2 separate regions of the Homo sapiens genome follow, and region 2 is linked to region 1. Evidence: chromatin loops called from intact Hi-C (ENCODE). Cell type or tissue: B cell. All regions are shown on one strand. Each heading gives the region's core, and the rest is flanking DNA. Links, peaks and the distances in the headings are about the cores only. Region 1 overlaps ABLIM1 (actin binding LIM protein 1). Region 2 overlaps AFAP1L2 (actin filament associated protein 1 like 2).

What was found. A loop is a pair of places that touch in the nucleus more often than their neighbours do. Peaks named below come from ENCODE experiments on the same cell type or tissue, not always from the same donor. Only the 100,000 strongest peaks of a DNase experiment are listed, where the experiment ranks them.
Region 2: it touches region 1 in a loop (18-fold over the local background); 14 of 110 quality-filtered maps call a loop at or near these places.

What each region holds. Positions count from the first base shown.
Region 1 is chr10:114,466,840-114,476,224 of GRCh38, reverse strand. It overlaps ABLIM1 (actin binding LIM protein 1), which reads left to right. Exons shown (of 23, transcript NM_002313.7): 9 at 2,269-2,346; 10 at 3,093-3,248; 11 at 8,009-8,044. Among named protein-coding and RNA genes, the nearest start is that of AFAP1L2, 67 kb to the right of the region's middle. In B cell, for the core only: CTCF peaks have their summits at 4,464 and 4,664 (motif pointing left); a DNase peak (open chromatin) is centred at 4,694; H3K27ac peaks cover 940 bases.
Region 2 is chr10:114,298,331-114,307,715 of GRCh38, reverse strand. It overlaps AFAP1L2 (actin filament associated protein 1 like 2), which reads left to right. Exons shown (of 19, transcript NM_001001936.3): 11 at 2,786-2,997; 12 at 5,232-5,377; 13 at 6,251-6,362; 14 at 7,026-7,271; 15 at 7,354-7,522; 16 at 8,301-8,456. Among named protein-coding and RNA genes, the nearest start is that of VWA2, 64 kb to the right of the region's middle. RefSeq lists a silencer at 2,698-2,747. In B cell, for the core only: CTCF peaks have their summits at 3,196, 3,396 and 3,596 (motif pointing left); DNase peaks (open chromatin) are centred at 2,755 and 3,585; H3K4me3 peaks cover 1,323 bases; H3K27ac peaks cover 276 bases.

The sequences.
Region 1 (9,385 bases), core at 427-8,426:
GAGGAGGCCCAGAAGTGATGCACCTGGTGCACCTCCACCTGGGTGTGGTGTGATTTCTCCCAGCCACTTCCACCCTAGCATCTCAAAGATACCAGGGGCATTGGCTGAAAAAGACTGATCACAGTCTTCCAGCAATGAGTCAAATCACTGCCTGACCTGAATTGGCCAGATATGTTTGCCTTCATTGCTTCAACTGTGAACAGCATAGTGAGACAACACCCTTGTCTGAAGGAGTTTCTTTGGCTCAGTGGTGCCCACATTCAAGGTATTAAACACCAATAGAAACTACTGAGAAGGCAAGGTCTTATTCCTATTGTAGAACTATAAGTTACTCTCTTTAGGAAATGGCTGCAACAGAGGGGAGGAAGTGTTCCAAAATGAGGCCTTGAGTTTTCTCTGCAGAGCTTTCCAGAATATGTTAAACAGAAGCAGGAGGCAGCTGATCCTAGTTCATAAGTTTCCTTCCTGCTCACATAACCACCTCTCACTCTCCACGTTCTTCAGGTATATACTATGAAGTCCAGTTTCTTTCATCCTTCCCAAAGGCCGACCCACCAGCCTTACCTCAGTGACTCTCTATATAGTTAGGCTCAAATCGTGTAATTAACATAAGTCAAGTGTCTGCAAACTAAGTATTTGTTTACAAGTAATAAATTCTAGCTCATTCCCTCAACTAGGATTTGTGCCTTCTGTGTACCTGTGGAAAGCATTGGGTATAGACAGTGGTTAAAAAATAAACTCTATGAGGGCAGAGAGCATGACTAAAGTTAATGAGGGAGACAGACACGATGCAAGGAAAACAATAAATATATAATTACACATTTTACTCATGAAGGAAAAAAGAATGACACTATGAGAGAAAACAACATGGGGAACCAACTCTGGATTGAATCAGGGAGGTCCTCTCTGAGGAGGTGATATTTAAGCCAAGACTGAAGGAAGAGAATCATCCAAGTAAAATTGGGAGCTAGGGCATTTCAGGCAGAGGGAGCAGTAAGCGAGGATGAGAACTCCGAGGCAGCTTTGTGCGCTGTGTTCTGTGAGTGATGACAGGTGAGAGACGAGGTAGGAGGGGAAGGCAGGGATAGAATCCTGAGGCCCTGGTTGTTGTGATTTTATTCTGAATGGATGCTTCTGTTAGGTCTGTTCTCATGCCGCTAGTAGACATATACCCAAGACTGGGTAATTTATAAAGGAAAGTGGCTTAATGGACTCCAGTTCCACATGGCTGGGGAGGCCTCACAATCATGGCAGAAGGCAAATAAGAAACAAAGTCATGTCTTACGTGGTGGCAGGCAAGAGAGCTTGTGCAGGGAAACTCCCATTTATAAAATCATCAGTCTCGTGAGACTTATTCACTATCACAAGAATAGTATGGGGGAAACTGCCCCATGATTCAATTATCTCCACCTGGACCTATCCTTGACACGTGGGGATTATTACAATTCAAGGTGAAACGTGGGTGGAGACACAGCCAAACTATATCAATGCTGGAGACAAAAGCAGAGTAGTGACCATCCAAATTATGTTCTTGAAAGGTCTCTCGGCTGAGTGCGGTGGCTCACGCCTGTAATCCCAGCACTTGGGGAGGTGGAGGCGGGCAGATCACGAGGTCAGGAGATCAAGACCATCCTGGCTAACACGGTGAAACCCTGTCTCTACTAAAAATACAAAAAATTAGCCGGGCATGGTGGCAGGTGCCTGTAGTTCTAGCTACTCGGGAGGCTGAGGCAGGAGAAAAGTGTGAACCTGGGAGGCGGAGCTTGCAGTGAGCCAAGATCGCACCACTGCACTCCAGCCTGGGCGACAGAGTGAGACTCCGTCTCAAAAAAAAAAAAAAGGTCTCTCTATCCATTGCCTGCCAGGTGGATTTGATTTGAAGAAGGGAGGGGAGAAGGCAGAAAACTCACAGGGAGGCCATTGCAATAATCTGGATGAATGGAGGTGGTGACTGGGGCTGGGACTACGGCAGTAGAGAGGGAGAGAAATGGGAAGCTTTGAGGTGTGCTCAAAGGTAAACCAGAAATTCTCGTAGGGGACAAGGAGCAGGAAGGGCCAGAGAAAGGCCTCCCCATGCCTTTTCAAAACTGGATCGTACAACTAGTTTGCATTTACCTTTCCTTCTAGGTTGTATTTTACCTTATTCAAAAAGGTGATAAGTGTTTCTTTTTTTCACTAGCTGAGTTTTTAGTAAAGCTTAAGGGCCCAGGACAGTCTAGATTCTGAAGCCAGGGTCCGAAGTCTTACAAGTCACTGTTTATTTTACAGCCTACCAGGACATCCTCGGAAAGTATTTATTCTAGGCCAGGCTCCAGTATTCCTGGCTCACCAGGTCATACTATCTATGTAAGTATCTACTTCTGGAAGTGACATTTCTGGGACAGGTAAATTAGTGGATTGTAATAGCAGAATGGGTAATCCAAAACAAAAACTGATTCAAAGTGATTTCTATTTTTGTTATGAGACCTGATTTTCATTTTTGTAGAACAGTCTCCTCAATCACTTTTACCTTTAGGTAATTACATTTATGTGACCATCAACAGAGTGATCAGACGACCTGTAAAATGTAGTAATATGTTGCGGGACTTAAAAAATTCTTGCACCTAAGACTCCGTCTCAAAAAAAAAAATTCTTGCACCTAAATTGCATATAGATATTTGGGGATTAAATATATATTTTATGAAGCTGATACTGAGTGTTCCTAAATTCTACCACAAAGATATTTAAATATTTAGTTTATTAATTATGCAGTTCTTGTTTTTAGCCATCTGAGAGGATTATTGGACCATCTGTTTGAGCTTTTTCCTTTACTATCATAAATTCAGGAAATTATCCTTAAGGTTTGCACATTTATCTATTTCATGAATTCTACACAGATTTTTTCCTAAGCGTTCAGTGACTTTTTTAAAAAAACATGATTAATATATGGTATAAAGGGCAACTTCTGAAGAGTATAACTGTGTTAGGCAAGATGTTTTGGTTTTTGTTTATTTTAAGGCCTTCACTTTTTAAACAACAGGAAATGCGCCAACTACAGTTTCCTAAAGCAGTCAGACTACAAGGTAATTGTTCTTTCTGGTTAACTTTGCCAGGCAAAAGTAGACAATGAGATCCTGGATTACAAGGATTTAGCAGCCATTCCGAAGGTCAAGGCAATTTATGACATTGAACGTCCAGATCTTATTACCTATGAGCCTTTCTACACTTCGGGCTATGATGACAAACAGGAGAGACAGAGCCTTGGAGAGGTAATACATTCCTACTGGTTGTGAGTTGTACAACAATTTACCTTCCCTTTTGTCACATTTGTAATAACTACCATTTGGAGTTCAGGTAAATCAGGTGGTCTTTTGTCTGCCTAGTATTTGCAGATTTCTAGACCAGGTGCTTTGAGGTATTCAGAAGCCCATCATGAGAAGTGGGAGAACAGAACAATGGCACATCAAACAACAGTGAAGACCAGCTAAACATTAGCATGCTGGGATGGAAGCTGTCGGGAGGTGGGGAGGGGGTGGGGATTGTGTGAGCTGGGCAGAGCAAATAAGGGAGTGAGGGTCTCCTGGGGGTCTTAGTCTAGTGATAAGCTTTAAGTATATTCATGGCATCATGAGGAGAGAGAACACACCCCCTAAATTTTGGTAATTACAGTTTTCAGCAACTTAAGAAAGTTAGCATGTGAAAGAAAAAATAAAGTAGAGCGCATGGGGCAACAGTCTAGCACAGGAGTGTGAGCCAGCATTCTGGAATCAAATTACCTGGTCTCAACCCAGGGATCACCACATGCCGATTGTTTGACTTTGACCATGTGACAGCCATTCTGCTGCTAGTTTCCTGGACCAGGTACAGTGCTCATACCTGTAATCCCAACATTTTGGGAGGCTGAGGGCCGGAGGATTGCTTCAGGCCAGGAGTTGAAGACCACCCTGGACAACATAGTTGAGACCTCATCTATATATATTAAAAAAATAAGAAAAATGGTCCTAGTTTCTTCATCTGTAAAACAGATAGGGTGATGATAGAATCTACCTCATAGGGTGTTAGTGAGGATTAAGCAAGCTAATCTATGTAAAGCAATTATCAGAGGCCAGACTTGGGGGAAATACTGAGCATGTGGCAATTTCTACCATTGTTGCTACCTGTCCTCTTGGGGCTCGTTAATACTCGGCCTGCAGACCCATCTGCTGCGGGACCAGAGCCTCTCAGCCCCTTGGGGTCCTCCCCTCCCCGGTCCCATCTCAGGGTTGAAGGTTCTCTGTGGTCGCTTCCTACCCAAGTCCGTTTCCCCTGGCCAATCGGCTCACTCTCATTTTTTTCTCTTTTATTTTTTGAATTAGAATCATCTGTAGACTGATTTTAGTCCACAAAGATGTTAACAAATAGCTGACAAATCAGCTATTCAACAAAGGTTAAAACAGAATATAAACAATCTAGCATCTCACAGTGCTTTGAGGTCTTGGAGAAGAAAAGGCATGAAAATGTGATTCTGTTTAATTGTTCTCAATTCCAGATGTATAATATTATTTGATAATTATATTTATGTTTATTTTTTATTTTATATATATTGTTCCTTTTATTTATTTACTTTCTAATCTGGGTTTTATTCCAGAGCATAGCTCTGCGTGGAAAAGGTCCCTGTGGCAGGAAGTGATATCCATTTTCATGTAGTGCCACCTAGTGGTCACTTAGCTGTAGCTGCACTTGCGGCCGCTCTCAAGCGCAGGTGCATTGGCCCGGGTTGTCAGTTGCCATTGAACCCCACAGAGTTTCGTAGGGCATAAGAGGCGAGGGGAAGTTCCTGAACAAAGTGCATAGAGATTGGCCTTGGACCCTGTGGATGAGAATTTACTAATGTTTAACCCATACAAGCAAGGGGATGTGAGTTTTTTTAATGGTGTTAAGGATTTGGGGTTCATGGTGTGCAGTGTACGTGTCTGTGTGCGTTTCCCAGCAGCTCCATCAAGGCAGTAAAACATTAAGCACTCAAGAGTTTGGGCTTTGAGGTGAAAATCTCTGCATTTAAAACCAGACTCTGCCAGACATGGTGACTCATGTCCGTAATACCAGCACTTTAGGAGGCCAAGGCCAAGGTGGGTGGATTGCTTGAGACCAAGAGTTTGAGACCAGCCTGGACAACATACCAAAATTCCATCTCTACAGAAAAAAAATACAAAAATTAGCCAGGAATGATGGCACACGCCTGTAGTCCCAGCAACTTGGGAGGCTGAGATGGGAGGATCACTTGAGCCCAGGAGGTTGAGGCTGCATTGAGCCATGATCATGCCATTGTACTCCGGCCTGGGTGATAGAGTGACACCCTGTCTCAAAAACAAAACAAAGCAAACAAAACAAAAACCACCACCACAAAAAAAGAAAAAAAGAAAAACCAGACCGATGCTGACTAACCACATAACTTTGGGGAAATTATATACCTCAATCTCCTTATCTGCAAACTCAAGATAGAGAACAAGAATACCTATGCTAGAAGTTTTCTGTAAAGAGTAAGTGAGCTATTTACATTAGAACAGTACTGGGCACATAATAAGTGCTTAAGAAAAATGCTGGCTACTCTCGTAATCAGCATACTTACTGTCATAACCTGGAATTATGTCCCATGGTTTTCTCTATGCATAGAGGGTGCCCCTGGGATCAGAAATCAGATATATTAGTGAACTCTTTCCCAATACTTGCATCTTGCAACTGAGAGAAATTTACAAGCTGTTCTATTATTTATTCCATTAAAGTTTAACACACTTCTTTTATAGACCTCATATACATATTGCCTTTTTTTTTTTTTTTTTTTTTTGAGGTGGAGTCTCACTCTGTCACCCAGCTGGAGTGTAGTGGTGCAATCTTGGCTCACTGCAACCTCTGCCTCCCAGGTTCAAGCAGTTCTGCTGCCTCAGCTTCCCAAGTAGCTGAGACTACGGGCATGTGCCACCATGCTGGGCTAATTTTTGTATTTTCAGTAGAGTTGGGGTTTCTCCATGTTGGCCAGGCTGGTCGTGAACTCCTGACCTCAAGTGATCCACCCGCCTTGGCCTCACAAGGTGCTGGGATTACAGGTGTGAGCCACCGCACCTGGCCTTTATACATATTGCCATTTAAGAAACACTGCAAGAGTCAGATTAGTTCTGTGCAGCCATTGGTGCCTCCAGGGCCTTGCTGTCAGTGCAGGTGCAGACCTGGGCCCTGACCTTGAGACCAGCCTTCACCCAGCTGAGACCCCCTAGAGACAGGCTGTAGCTGCAGAGGAGACCCTGGAGCTTGTGAAGGCTTAGAATACAGACAGTCCGCCCACTTACTATAGAATGTGGGGAAAAGGGCAAATTCTAAAACTGAGAAGTCCACCCCTGGCTGTGTTCTCCATAGCTCTGTTTGAATTTCATTTCTATTTGAAAGCTTTTTGCATTTTAATTGTAAACATTTTATTCATCTGGAAAATACTTGAGCAACTACTGTGTCCCAGGAGCTGCTGTCATCACTGGGAATATGTAGTTGTAAACAAACAGTCCTTGCCCTCATGGAGCTTGTGGCATCACGTGGGAGACAGACAGTAAAGAAACAGATATGTAATATAATTTTACAGAGTGGTAGGGCTCTGAGGAGAAATGAAGCAGAGTAAAGAGAAAGCGTACCAGGGGCTGGGTTGCTCCTCTGGACAGAATGGTCACGGAGATGCTGTGTGACAGTGGGTTTGAGCAGAGACATCAGCGCTGACAGGGAATGAGCCCTGCAGGTGTCTGGGTGAAAAGCACTGGCAGCAGAAGAGACAGCAAGTGCAAAGGCCCTGAGGTGACAGAAAGCTTGGCCTGTTGATGGCCCCAAGGAAGCCTGTGTGCCTAGGAGGATGGAAGCCAGAGGTGAATGATAGTGAGATTGGCGAGGTGAATGATAGTGAGATTGGCGATGCAGCCAAGGCAGGATGCCCCATGCCTGGTCACCAAAGTCCTATTTTAGTTATCAAACTATTTTATGGTGATTGCTGTGGTTGTAATTTAGTCAACAACCATGTGAACAAGATCCTATGTTTCAGTAGATGCTGTAACTCATCATAGTAAAATGAGCGTAGTTTGAATATATAAGGGAAATGGTTCCAACTTGTCTAGCTTAATCACCTAAGTATGTATCACAATCATATCTAGTCATGGTTCTTTTTTTTTTTTTTTTTTTTTTGAGACAGAGTCTCGCTCTGTCTCCCAGGCTGGAGTGCAGTGGCGTGATCTCGGCTCACTGCAAGCTTCGCCTTCCGGGTTCACGCCATTCTCCTGCCTCAGCCTCCCAAGTAGCTGGGACTACAGGCGCCCGCCACCGCGCCTGGCTAATTTTTTGTAGTTTTTAGTAGAGACGGGGTTTCACCATGTTAGCCAGGATGGTCTCGATCTCCTGACCTTGTGGTCCGCCAGCCTCAGCCTCCCAAAGTGCTGGGATTACAGACGTGAGCCACCGCACCCGGCCTATTCATGGTTCTTAGGCAGAGATGTGCACCAGAATCTCCCCGGAACTTTGTCAGAGTCTACCTGTCTGAGCCCCATGGCAGATGCATTTGTACCTGATCAGAAGACAGGGAGATGTGGAGGGATGCTGGCAGGTACATGTTGGCTAATATTTACAGCTGACTCTGATAAACAACTCTAATTAAAACTGGCAAAGAGGCCAGGCGCGGTGGCTCACGCCTGTAATCCCAAAACTTTGGGAGGCTAAGGGGGGCGGATCATGAGGTCAGAAGATAGAGACCATCCTGACTAACGCAGTGAAACCCCATCTCTACTAAAAATACAAAAAAAGTAGCTGGGGGTGGTGGCGGCGCCTGTAGTCCCAGCTACTTGGGAGGCTGAGGCAGGAGAATCGCTTGAACCTGGGAGGCGGAGATTGCAGTAAACCGAGATTGCGCCACTGCACTCCAGCCTGGGCGACAGAGCGAGACTCCATCTCAAACAAACAAACAAACAAACAAAACGGCAAAGAGTTAACAAACATTGTGACTTTAAATTCTCTTTTATTTTTCTAGTCTCCGAGGACTTTGTCTCCTACTCCATCAGCAGAAGTAAGTACCATTTCTTTTTATCATTTTAATGGGTGGAATTTGAGAATTGCTTGGCCCTTCCCTAGACTGGGATTTTTGAAAAAGAACATAACATACAAAAGAACAGAAAAACTGCATGTGGGGTTATGGTGGCTTTGGGGATTACCTCCGTGAAAGAGGAGACTCTAAGACACAGCAATATATTTCTCTTAAATTGGAGACCAGGGAGTAAAAATGGCCTCACTTTAATCTGTGTCTGTGCCTGTAAGTGGAAGCAAAGTGTCTGCAGGAACATAAGTCACTTGTCCCAATGTGGGGCTCTTTGTCCGCATCTATAATTAATTTTTCTGAACCCTAATATACTGAAATGGCCAACAGCCATCATGGCGTATTCTATAAGCAGAGCCATCTTGATGGGAGGTTACTCTGTTTAGTCTGAAATCAATCATCTGATCCTAAAACCAAGCAACTTTCTGGATATTATGAAACTGGACTACTTTTAGGGAATCTCTGTAATTCAAAGTAGTAAAAATACCATAATATTTTCATGGTTTATGACTGCTATGAATTATTAATTTCTACCTATATTCTAATAATTTGCATTGAATTTATGAAGAATTAATTTCTATTGACCAACTGTGCAAGCTTGAAGCACATAATCTGGGGACTTTTTGTTTTGTTGTTGTTTTATTTAATTTATTGTTATAGACAACTAGTATCAAGCCAAAGTTTCCCCTTGCCATTTGCTCTCAAATTCCACAAAGCTATGGTTACTGAGGTGTTCATTTAGTCGTTATTAATGCATTCTTTCAAACTTTTTACTTTTATTGTGCTAGTAGAAATTTCATAGGACAACAGATTCCTAAAATGTAAAATATTCTTTGTACTCTTTCAACTCTTTAGACAGTTTTATATTGTGTGTGTGCATGTGGTTTTTTGTACTTATTACCTAATATATCCTTTTCTAGATTTGGAGATAGGTGACATTTTAGTGGTGCTATGATATTCCATTGAATTCGCATGTCATAATTTCCTTTTTTTTTGAGACAGAGTCTCACTCTGTTGCCCAGGCTGGGGTGTAGTGGCACAATCTTGGCTCACTGCAACCTCTGCCTCCTGGGTTCTAGTGATTCTCCTGTCTCAGCCTCCCAAGTAGCTGGGATTACAGGTGCACACCACCATGCTCAGCTAATTTATGTATGTTTAGTAGAGACAGGGTTTCACCATGTTGGGCAGGCTGGTCGCAAACTCCTGACCTCAGGTGATCCACCCACCTTGGCCTCCCAGAGTGCTGAAATTACAGGCATGAGCCACTGTGCCTGGCCCGTATGTCATAATTTCTTAATTGTGCCCCAATTTGTT
Region 2 (9,385 bases), core at 397-8,396, 170 kb after region 1:
TTTTAGGTCTTCCGTAAACATCTCTAGGAATGGAGAGCCTGCAGCCCTCAGGTTCCCGTCTGTTGTTACTGCAGGCAGTTCTTTATGCCTGATCCAACTCTCTCTTGCTGCAATGTTGGGGCCTTTGTGGAAGTGAAGGGTAACTGATTGGTGTCCTCCTAGTATTCTTTTAAAAATGATGTTCATTTGATCTATATTTACAGGGTATATAGCAGGGACCTTGCTAAAAGGGGACCAAGCAGAAGGATGGCAGGCACAGTACTGAGAGCTCACAGCCTGCCTGAGGGAGGTGATGATTTTATACCCATAAGCACGCACTGTGCCATCTTCGTAGCTATCAGGACTCAGGGACAGAGAGAACTTTTCTTGCCCTGTGGTCAGAGATAGCTTTGTGGACCTGAGCCTTGAGGGGCATGTAGGAGTGGAATGGGCTGGAATGGTGCTTGTGGACAGGAGCAATGACTCTGAAATGGGAACAACCGAGACTATGAAGGGGACAATGAGAACCCTGTACTGGTGCAGAGGGTATGGGTGCAGGTAGGCTCTTAGAGGTCATCTCTACAGCCTTAGCTCATACTCAGGGAAACTGAGGTTAGGAGGAGCGACAAGCCTTTCTTGGGAAATATCTTGGGGTGGGCCTGGTATCTTGATCCCCAAGCGGGTCCCACATTGGGGGTCATCCTTCCAGGGGCCTGAAGGCCATTATTGTCCCATCTCTGGGTTCCCTTCCTGAGTCCCAGTTGAGTTTTCTTGTGTTTTGAGGCTGGCAGGGTGGTGGGGGTGGGCTAGGAGGTGTGTCTTTGCATTCTCCGGCTTCTCCAGCCAGGGTGCCAGGCAGTGGCCTCAGGGGGCATGATGTTTGGCCTGGGAGCTCAGTCCCTGTGAGTCACTGTTTAAGAGATGTGGCTGGGTGATTGCTGGATGTCTACTCAGCAGTGAAGTATGCTTCCTGCGGCTAGGGGAGGGCTGAGAGAGAATACAGCTGCTCTCCTTCCCAGGACTGGGGGTGCTTAATGATCTGAGATCCCACCTCTCATGATCCAAAGTTCTCTGTGGTCCAGAGGATTGTGACGGGTGTGTGTGTCATCTCAGTCCTGGTCTCTAATTCTTCCACTTTGTGTTAATGTGGCTTGGCGATATGCATGATCCCCACTGGGCCAGGCAGGAAGGTAGCTGTGCATTTTCACGCTATTGCCTGGTTCAGCCAGCCAAAGCTCAGGGCAGCTTCCAATCCCTTAGGACAGGGAAGGTGTCTGATGGGTTCTGAAGCTGAGAATCTGGGGGACTCTAAGGAAGCCTAGAGGCAGTGCCAGCATAGGACACACCTAGACACCCATGCCCTCCTGCCCCCGCATCCCCTCCTGCCCCCGCGTCCCCTCCTGCCCCCGCGTCCCCTCCTGGATCTGCGTCCCCTCCTGCAGCCCCGACGCCTCCTGCATCTGCGTCCCCTCCTGCAGCCCCGACCAGTCCTGTACGTGCACCCCCTCCTGCATCTGCATCTCCTCCTGTAGCCCCATCCCCTCCTGCAGCCCCGCTCCCTCCTGCAGCCCCATCCCGTCCTGCAGCCCCGTCCCCTCCTGCACCTGCATCCCTCCAGGCATCTGCATCCCTTCCTGCATCTGCATCTCCTTCTGCAGCCCCGTCGCTTCNTGCATCTGCGCCCCCTTCTGCATCTGTGTCCCCTCCTGCATCTGCGTCCCCTCCTGCATCTGCGTCCCCTCCTGCAGCCCCGACCCCTCCTGTACCTGCACCCCCCCTGCATCTGCATCTCCTCCTGCAGCCCCGTCCCCTCCTGCACCTGTGTCCCCTCCTGCACCCGCGTCCCCTCCTGCCCCTGCGCCCCCTCCTGCACCCGCGTCCCCTCCTGCACCCGCGTCCCCTCCTGGATCTGCCTCCCCTCCTGCAGCCCCGACGCCTCCTGCATCTGCGTCCCCTCCTGCAGCCCCGACCAGTCCTGTACGTGCACCCCCTCCTGCATCTGCATCTCCTCCTGTAGCCCCGTCCCCTCCAGCCCCGCTCCCTCCTGCAGCCCCGTCCCCTCCTGCACCTGCATCCCCTCCTGCATCTGCATCTCCTCCTGCATCTGCATCCCCTCCTGCATCTGCATCTCCTTCTGCAGCCCCGTCGCCTCCTGCATCTGCGCCCCCTCCTGCATCTGTGTCCCCTCCTGCAGCCCCAACCCCTCCTGTACCTGCACCCCCTCCTGCATCTCCTCCTGCAGCCCCGTCCCCTCCTGCATCTGCGTCCCCTCCTGCACCTGCGTCCCCTCCTGCATCTGCGTCCCCTCCTGCATCTGCATCTCCTTCTGCAGCGCCGTCCCCTCCTGCAGCCCCGCTCTCTCCTGCAGCCCCGCTCCCTCCTGCAGCCCAGTCCCCTCCTGCATCCGCGACCCCTCCTGCAGCTCCGTCCCCTCCTGCGTCCGCATCCCCTCCTGCATCCGCGTGCCCTCCCACATCCACGTCTCCTCCCGCAGCCCCGCCCCCTCCTTTATCTGCATGCCCTCCCGCAGCCCCGCCCCCTCCTTCATCTGCGTCCCCTCCTGCAGCCCAGTCCCCTCCTGCAGCCCAGTCCCCTCCTGCATCTGCGTCCCCTCCTGCAGCCCGGTCCCCTCCTGCATCTGCGTCCCCTCCTGGAGCCCAGTCCCCTCTTGCATCCGCATCCGCTTCCCCTCCCGCAGCCCCGCCCCCTCCTGCATCTGTGTGCCCTCCCGAAGCCCCGCCCCCTCCTGCATCTGCGTCCCCTCCTGCAGCCCTGTCCCCTCCTGCATCTGCACTTCCTCCTGCAGGTTACCTGAACGTGCTGGTGAACAGCCAGTGGAAGTCTCGCTGGTGCTCTGTCAGGGACAATCACCTGCACTTCTACCAGGACCGGAACCGGAGCAAGGTGGCCCAGCAACCCCTCAGCCTGGTGGGCTGCGAGGTGGTCCCAGACCCCAGCCCCGACCACCTCTACTCCTTCCGCATCCTCCACAAGGGCGAGGAGCTGGCCAAGCTTGAGGTACCGCCGGCCTGCAGGGGGAGCAGGGCCAGCCAGGGTGTGGCGGTGGTGGCTGTTTGCTGCCAGTCTCCAGGACTGTAATGCTACTAAGGGAGAATCAATGTCCCCGCGTGTTATTTTTACTTCGTTTGCCTGAGATTGTTTGCATTTTTAAAAATTTCCATTCCTTTTCTGACCTCAGAGTAGTTGCGTTATAAGAGTGGAACCATGCGCTACTTCCTGCACTTAGGGCAGAAGGAGTATTTTTAGTTCTCTGAGCTACTGGAAAAGCTGCTGGGGATTCAAAGTGGGTGTTGTTTTGTTTGGGTATCACCAGCTGGGAGAGCCTCTAGGCCCAGTACGTAAAAACCACACTGTTAGAGCTTATCTGGGGGAAAAAATTCGCTTTGTGATACAATTACATTCCTCTCGCTCCCCATCCTCCCTTTGATGTGATGTTACGTTTACAAAAATAAGAAGTGACATAACGCTTTGCAAGCTGCGGCAGGCGGAGACCGAGTCCCTTCCACGCATGGAAGCACACACTTGCCCGTGAATGTCCGTTCACTTAGTCTTTGATGTGGAGGTCCTCATCCAAACTTTGCTCCAATCCTGCCCTCTGGTGGCTGAAAGACCCACATCGCAATTGCTTCCCAGGGTCCAGCTTGTAGCTTATATTCATCCATTCAGAGGTTCCCCATCAACAGACATCTTCTCAGCACAGGAATATGGTGGACAAGAGCAATATGGACTCCGTCCTTGTGGCACTTACATCCTAGTTTGGGAGTGTGATGTTATTCAGCAAATTACCCAGCCAATCGCTGGGCTACAATGGCTGGAAAGAAGTGGGGAGGGTGCTATAGACTTGTACTGGGGTCTGGGTGACAGGCTGGAGCGGGAGGGACAGGGCTTGATCCTAGGAGCAACGGAGCCCTGATGGCTTTCAGGGGAGGGCGGCAAGCTCAGATCGGGGTTTTGAGATGCTTCCTCCAGCTACTGGGGTGGGAGTGGATCGGAGGGGGCAAGAAGGGACCTGCTAGGAAGCTGTCGCAGCTGTCCAGGGCAGAGACGCAGCCTGGACTAGGGGAGGCCCATGAAAAGCTGTATTTAGAATCCAGTTGAAACTAAGTGGGGGCCGGGCATGATGGCCCACGCCTGTAACCCCAGCACTTTGGGAGGCTGAGGCAGGTGGATCACCCGAGGTCAGGAGTTTGAAACCAGCCTGGCCAACATGGTGAAACCCTGTCTCTACTAAAATACAAAAATTAGCTGGGTGTGGTGGTGGGCGCCTGTAGTCCCAGCTACTTGGGAGGCTGACACAGGAGAATTGCTTGAAGCCGGGAGGCAGAGGCTACAGTGAGCCAAGATCCCACCGCTGCACTCCAGCCTGGGCGACAGAACAAGATTCTGTCTTTAAAATAAAAAAAAACTGGGAAAAGGAAACCAACTAAATGTCAAATTCTGCTCATCACGGCCTCTTTGATGAAGAGAATGTAGCAGCAAACGTGATGGAGCTATGGGTTATACCAAAGGGGGCTGATTTTCCTCATCAAAATAAACCTATAGCTTTGATTAAATGGGCAGTTTTTTCTCATTATAAAGGTAAGAAACAGTGTGGACATTTTAATTGAGGTACCCAATGGATGCATTTGATTAGAATGCATTGTCCCCTGGAAAAAAAAATACCAAATTCACTGGGATTTTGATGATGATTTAGCAGCTGAGCTAGTGTAAGGTATTTAAAAGATGTCCCGACTTTACTGAAGCCATGAACAAAATAAATTTGAATGTTGTTATTTCTTGGGGATCCAGGAAGTCTTGTTGTATATGGGATTGGGGGAATGACATGCATTGTTCATAAAATACAAGTGTCAACTTAAAAGACATACAATTTTTTAATCATTTTAAAAACTATTAATTAACAGGTGGTCACTAACAGTTTTTAATAGTGACCACCTGGTGATAAGTTTTCACCTCCTAGAAACACAATGTATATACATCTCATATGGCCCTTGGGACAAAAGTCCACAGCATTATTGAGGTGGCATCAAGATGTCACTGACGACAGGAAATATTATCTGGGGCCACTGGGGGGTGGGATAGGCTGGTGAACAGGAGAAGCACAGCCCCGGGCTGTTACAGAGGCTTTCGTGGGCAGGCTCAGGGGTAGGGGTACGGTCATGGCCTGGTGGGGAGGGGCTGGCACCAGGCAGCACTGCCTGGCCCTGCTTATGTCTCTCTTGGCCTCGTTCCAGGCCAAGTCTTCCGAGGAAATGGGCCACTGGCTGGGTCTCCTGCTCTCTGAGTCAGGCTCCAAGACAGACCCAGAAGAGTTCACCTACGACTATGTGGATGCCGATAGGGTCTCCTGTATTGTGAGTGCGGCCAAAAACTCTCTCTTGTGAGTAATTTGGACCCTTCCTCCGTACACTCTCTTATTCCTGGCCATGCTGTAGGCCCTGGGTCAGCCAGAGTCAGGGGCAGCAGGGAGCACAGGGTCCCACCCCACTCTGCCCAGCAGCAGGAAAATGTGAAGCCAAGGAGTAGCCCTCAGGGAGGCCCGGCCAAGAGCCAGGAGCTGAGCTAAGAGCAAGGAGCCGAGCCAGGCTTCGGGCCCCGGGGGCAGCTTTGGCATCCTCAGAGGCAGTTAGACTCTCCAGCTCCTCCAGGCAGAGCTGTCACCTTTCCTGACCTCCTACTTGTCCTTCTGGTGAATCCCTCACTGGGTCTCCAGCACACCCTGGAGAAAAGCAGGTCAGGGGGTGGTGCTTCTGTTTCCAGATGAGCAAACTAGGGCTGAGGGAGAGGGCGTTCTCTGGTCAGGGTGGTAGAGCCAGTCTCGTGGAAGCCGGCTGAGCCACTGAAACAGAATCAGTTTTCTCATGGACCAAACGGGGATAGTGTCTGGCCTGCGCCACCCCAAGTGTATTGTGAAGATGAAATGAGAAGGGGTTTTTTGTTGTGGTTGCTGGAAGGAGATCCTAGAAGGGAGGAATGGGGGAGAAGATGGCAAAGGGATCCTAGGACGAGGCGTATGGGCAAGGGAAGCTTGTCTTTCTGGGAGGAAAATCTCGAACCAAGAATTTCAGGAAGAAGGCACTGGGAAAAGAGGGAGGAGGTGCCCTCAGATCCATGGAGGTGAGTGTCAGCCCCCAGATCTCTTGTGTGGCCACCACTTTCACGGCAACCACTCCTCACTGGGAATCCTTGGAGTCTGGTGCTTTCACCACCCTGCCCCGGCTGCTTCATGTGTGCCACCTCGCCCTGTTTCCAGACTGATGCAGAGAAAGTTCTCAGAGCCCAACACTTACATCGATGGCCTGCCTAGCCAGGACCGCCAGGAGGAGCTGTATGACGACGTGGACCTGTCAGAGCTCACAGCTGCGGTAAGGACCCGGCCAGGCAGTGGCCTGGGCCTCTCCAGGCCCTCCTCCTACCAACCTCAACACCTGGATGCCAGAGATCATTAGAGTATCCCTGAGATGAGATGAGTGGGTTCTGAGTCACCTACCAGGCCAGTAGTGCAGACACCTAAGTGCAACAAGGCTGTCTCCTATATGTGAGGCTGTGCAGTTTGCTTGGCTTGGGGACTTATCTAGATGAAACACCGGTGAACCCCTCTCGTCAGGGCTAGGGGTGTGGTGGTGGGATTGGGAGTGGAGGTACCAGTAGGCTTCCAGGTCCAAATCGGTTGTTGAGTGGGATGATCACACCGATGGCAACTTCCACGTTTTGGGCACTGAACCCTGTGCTGAGCTGAGGACCTCCTGCAGATGATCTCCTTGAATCCTAACCACCTTATGGGAAGATGCTGCTCTTTTCCTCTTTACAGATGAGGAAATAAGGTTCAGGGAAGTTAAGTGCTCTGTCTGGGTCTTCCACCTCGAGTGACATATCTAGGACTCAGCCAGTGGCCCCCCCAGCAGGGAGGGAGATCTCTTGGAACACTGTGAGATGGGCACCAGAACTGTGAGGCAGGGCTGGTACCCCCTCCACAGCTGAGGGAGTAGAGGTAATGTTGAATGCCCCAGACTCACTCTCTCCTGCAGGTGGAGCCTACCGAGGAAGCCACCCCTGTTGCAGATGACCCAAATGAGAGAGAATCTGACCGAGTGTACCTGGACCTCACACCTGTCAAGTCCTTTCTGCATGGCCCCAGCAGTGCACAGGCCCAGGCCTCCTCCCCGACGTTGTCCTGCCTGGACAATGCAACTGAGGCCCTCCCGGCAGACTCAGGCCCAGGTCCCACCCCAGATGAGCCCTGCATAAAGTGTCCAGAGAACCTGGGAGAACAGGTACAGGCCTCCCCTGCAGGACAGCAAGACCACCTTCCTGCGCCCCTTCAGCCAGCTGAGTCAGGTCTGCTTTCCCCCAAAGCAGCTGGAGAGTTTGGAGCCAGAGGATCCTTCCCTGAGAATCACCACCGTCAAAATCCAGACGGAACAGCAGAGAATCTCCTTCCCACCGAGCTGCCCGGATGCCGTGGTGGCCACCCCACCTGGTGCCAGCCCACCTGTGAAGGACAGGTTGCGCGTGACCAGTGCAGGTACTTGTGCTTGGGGAAGTTAGCCCGATTCCATCTGTATTAGTCAGGGTTCTCTAGAGGGACAGAACTAATAGGATAGATGTATATATGAAAGGGCGTTTATTAAGGAGAATTGACTCACACGATCACAAGGTCAAGTCCCACGATAGGCCTTCTGCAAGTTGAGGAGCAAGGAAGCCAGTGGTGGATCAGTCCAAGTCCCAAAGCCTCAAAAGTAGGGAAGCCGACAGTGCAGCCTTCAGTCTGTGGCCAAAGGCCCGAGAGCCCCTGGCAAATCACTGGTGTAAGTCTAAGAGTCCAAAAGCTGAAGAACTTGGAGTCTGATGTTCAAGAGCAGGAAGCATCCAGCACAGGAGAAAGATGAAGGCTGGGGAAGACTCAGCAAGTCAAGTCCTTCCATGTTCTTCTGCCTGCTTTATTCTAGCCATGCTGGCAGCTGATTAGGTGGTGCCCACCCAGACTGAGAGCGGGTCTGCCTCTCCCAGTCCACTGATTCAAATGTTAATCTCCTTTGGCAACACGCTCACAGACACACCCAGCAACAATACTTTGCATCCTTCAATCCAATCAAGTTGACATTCAATATTAACCATCACACCATCGTTTTCAGATTAGGAAACAAGTTCAGAGAGGTAGAGGGACCTGTCCAGGTCTGGCATCCAGCCTAGCAGGGCTTTGTGCCAAAGCCCCAGGTTCTATCCGAGCCTGGGGAGTAGACTGGGGACAGCCCTCATGATCCAGCTCTGCTTACCTGGGGCTTCCCTCTCTGGGTCTGTAGAGATCAAGCTTGGCAAGAATCGGACAGAAGCTGAGGTGAAGCGGTACACAGAGGAGAAGGAGAGGCTTGAAAAGAAGAAGGAAGAAATCCGGGGGCACCTGGCTCAGCTCCGGAAAGAGAAACGGGAGCTAAAGGAAACCCTACTGAAATGCACAGGTAAGGGGGCCCCCAGTGGGGAGGGACCCTCAGCTCAGAGGGCCGTGTAGGCTTAACTTTTTGGCGGAAGATCTGGCTGTCACCACACCTTCTCAATCAGTGGGCCCTGGCCCCTTCAACCCTTGGCCTGGGTGGGTGCTCCCTTGTGTGTCCTTTCTTCCAATCCTGTCTGAAAGGTCATTCTCCTGGACAGAGAGAGAAAGCCTCTGACGGAACATCAATAGGACCAGCAGGTCATCGTAAAAGCTAGTTAAAGGAAGTTTTACAGGGTTATGCATAGGCCGTGTTTTATTGTCACTTAAATGCATATTCCTTGGCCCATCTTTTGAGGACCTGGCACTGCAGATTTTTTGAGCTCTGGTTGGCTGACTGGAGTCTCATGTCATCCTTCATGCATTAACTACACCTGTTAATGCATCAGCCTTCATTTCCAGCCTTCATTTCTTGAAAGTCAACAAAAACTTAAGATACTTGCCAAGAAGTCTTTCTAGATTATCTTCCAAATCACACTCGTATCATTTGACAGCTATTTCCTGGCAATCTGCTGCATTTAAAATTTCAAAATTAAAAAAATATTGAGATGGGGTCTTGCAATGTTGCCCAGGCTGGTCTAGAGCTCCTGAGCCCAAGGGACACCTGCCTTGGCCTCCCAAAGTGCTGGGATTACAGGTGTGAGCGTGAGCCACCATGCCCAGCTGCAACCTGCCTCTTCTAGAACCTTTCCAAAGTATTTGACTTAGTTTTCATGGAGTAACTTTGTGCTTATTTAAATTGTAGAGGTGTATGAATAAGCAAGAGCAGCGGTGCAGGTTTGAGGACAAACTCAGCTGACTGGTGAGGGAAGGTCTTGAGGGTGCAAAGTCACCCACTGGCTTTCTTTTTTTGAGACAGTCTTGCTCTGTTGCCCAGGCTGGAGTGCAGTGGCGTGA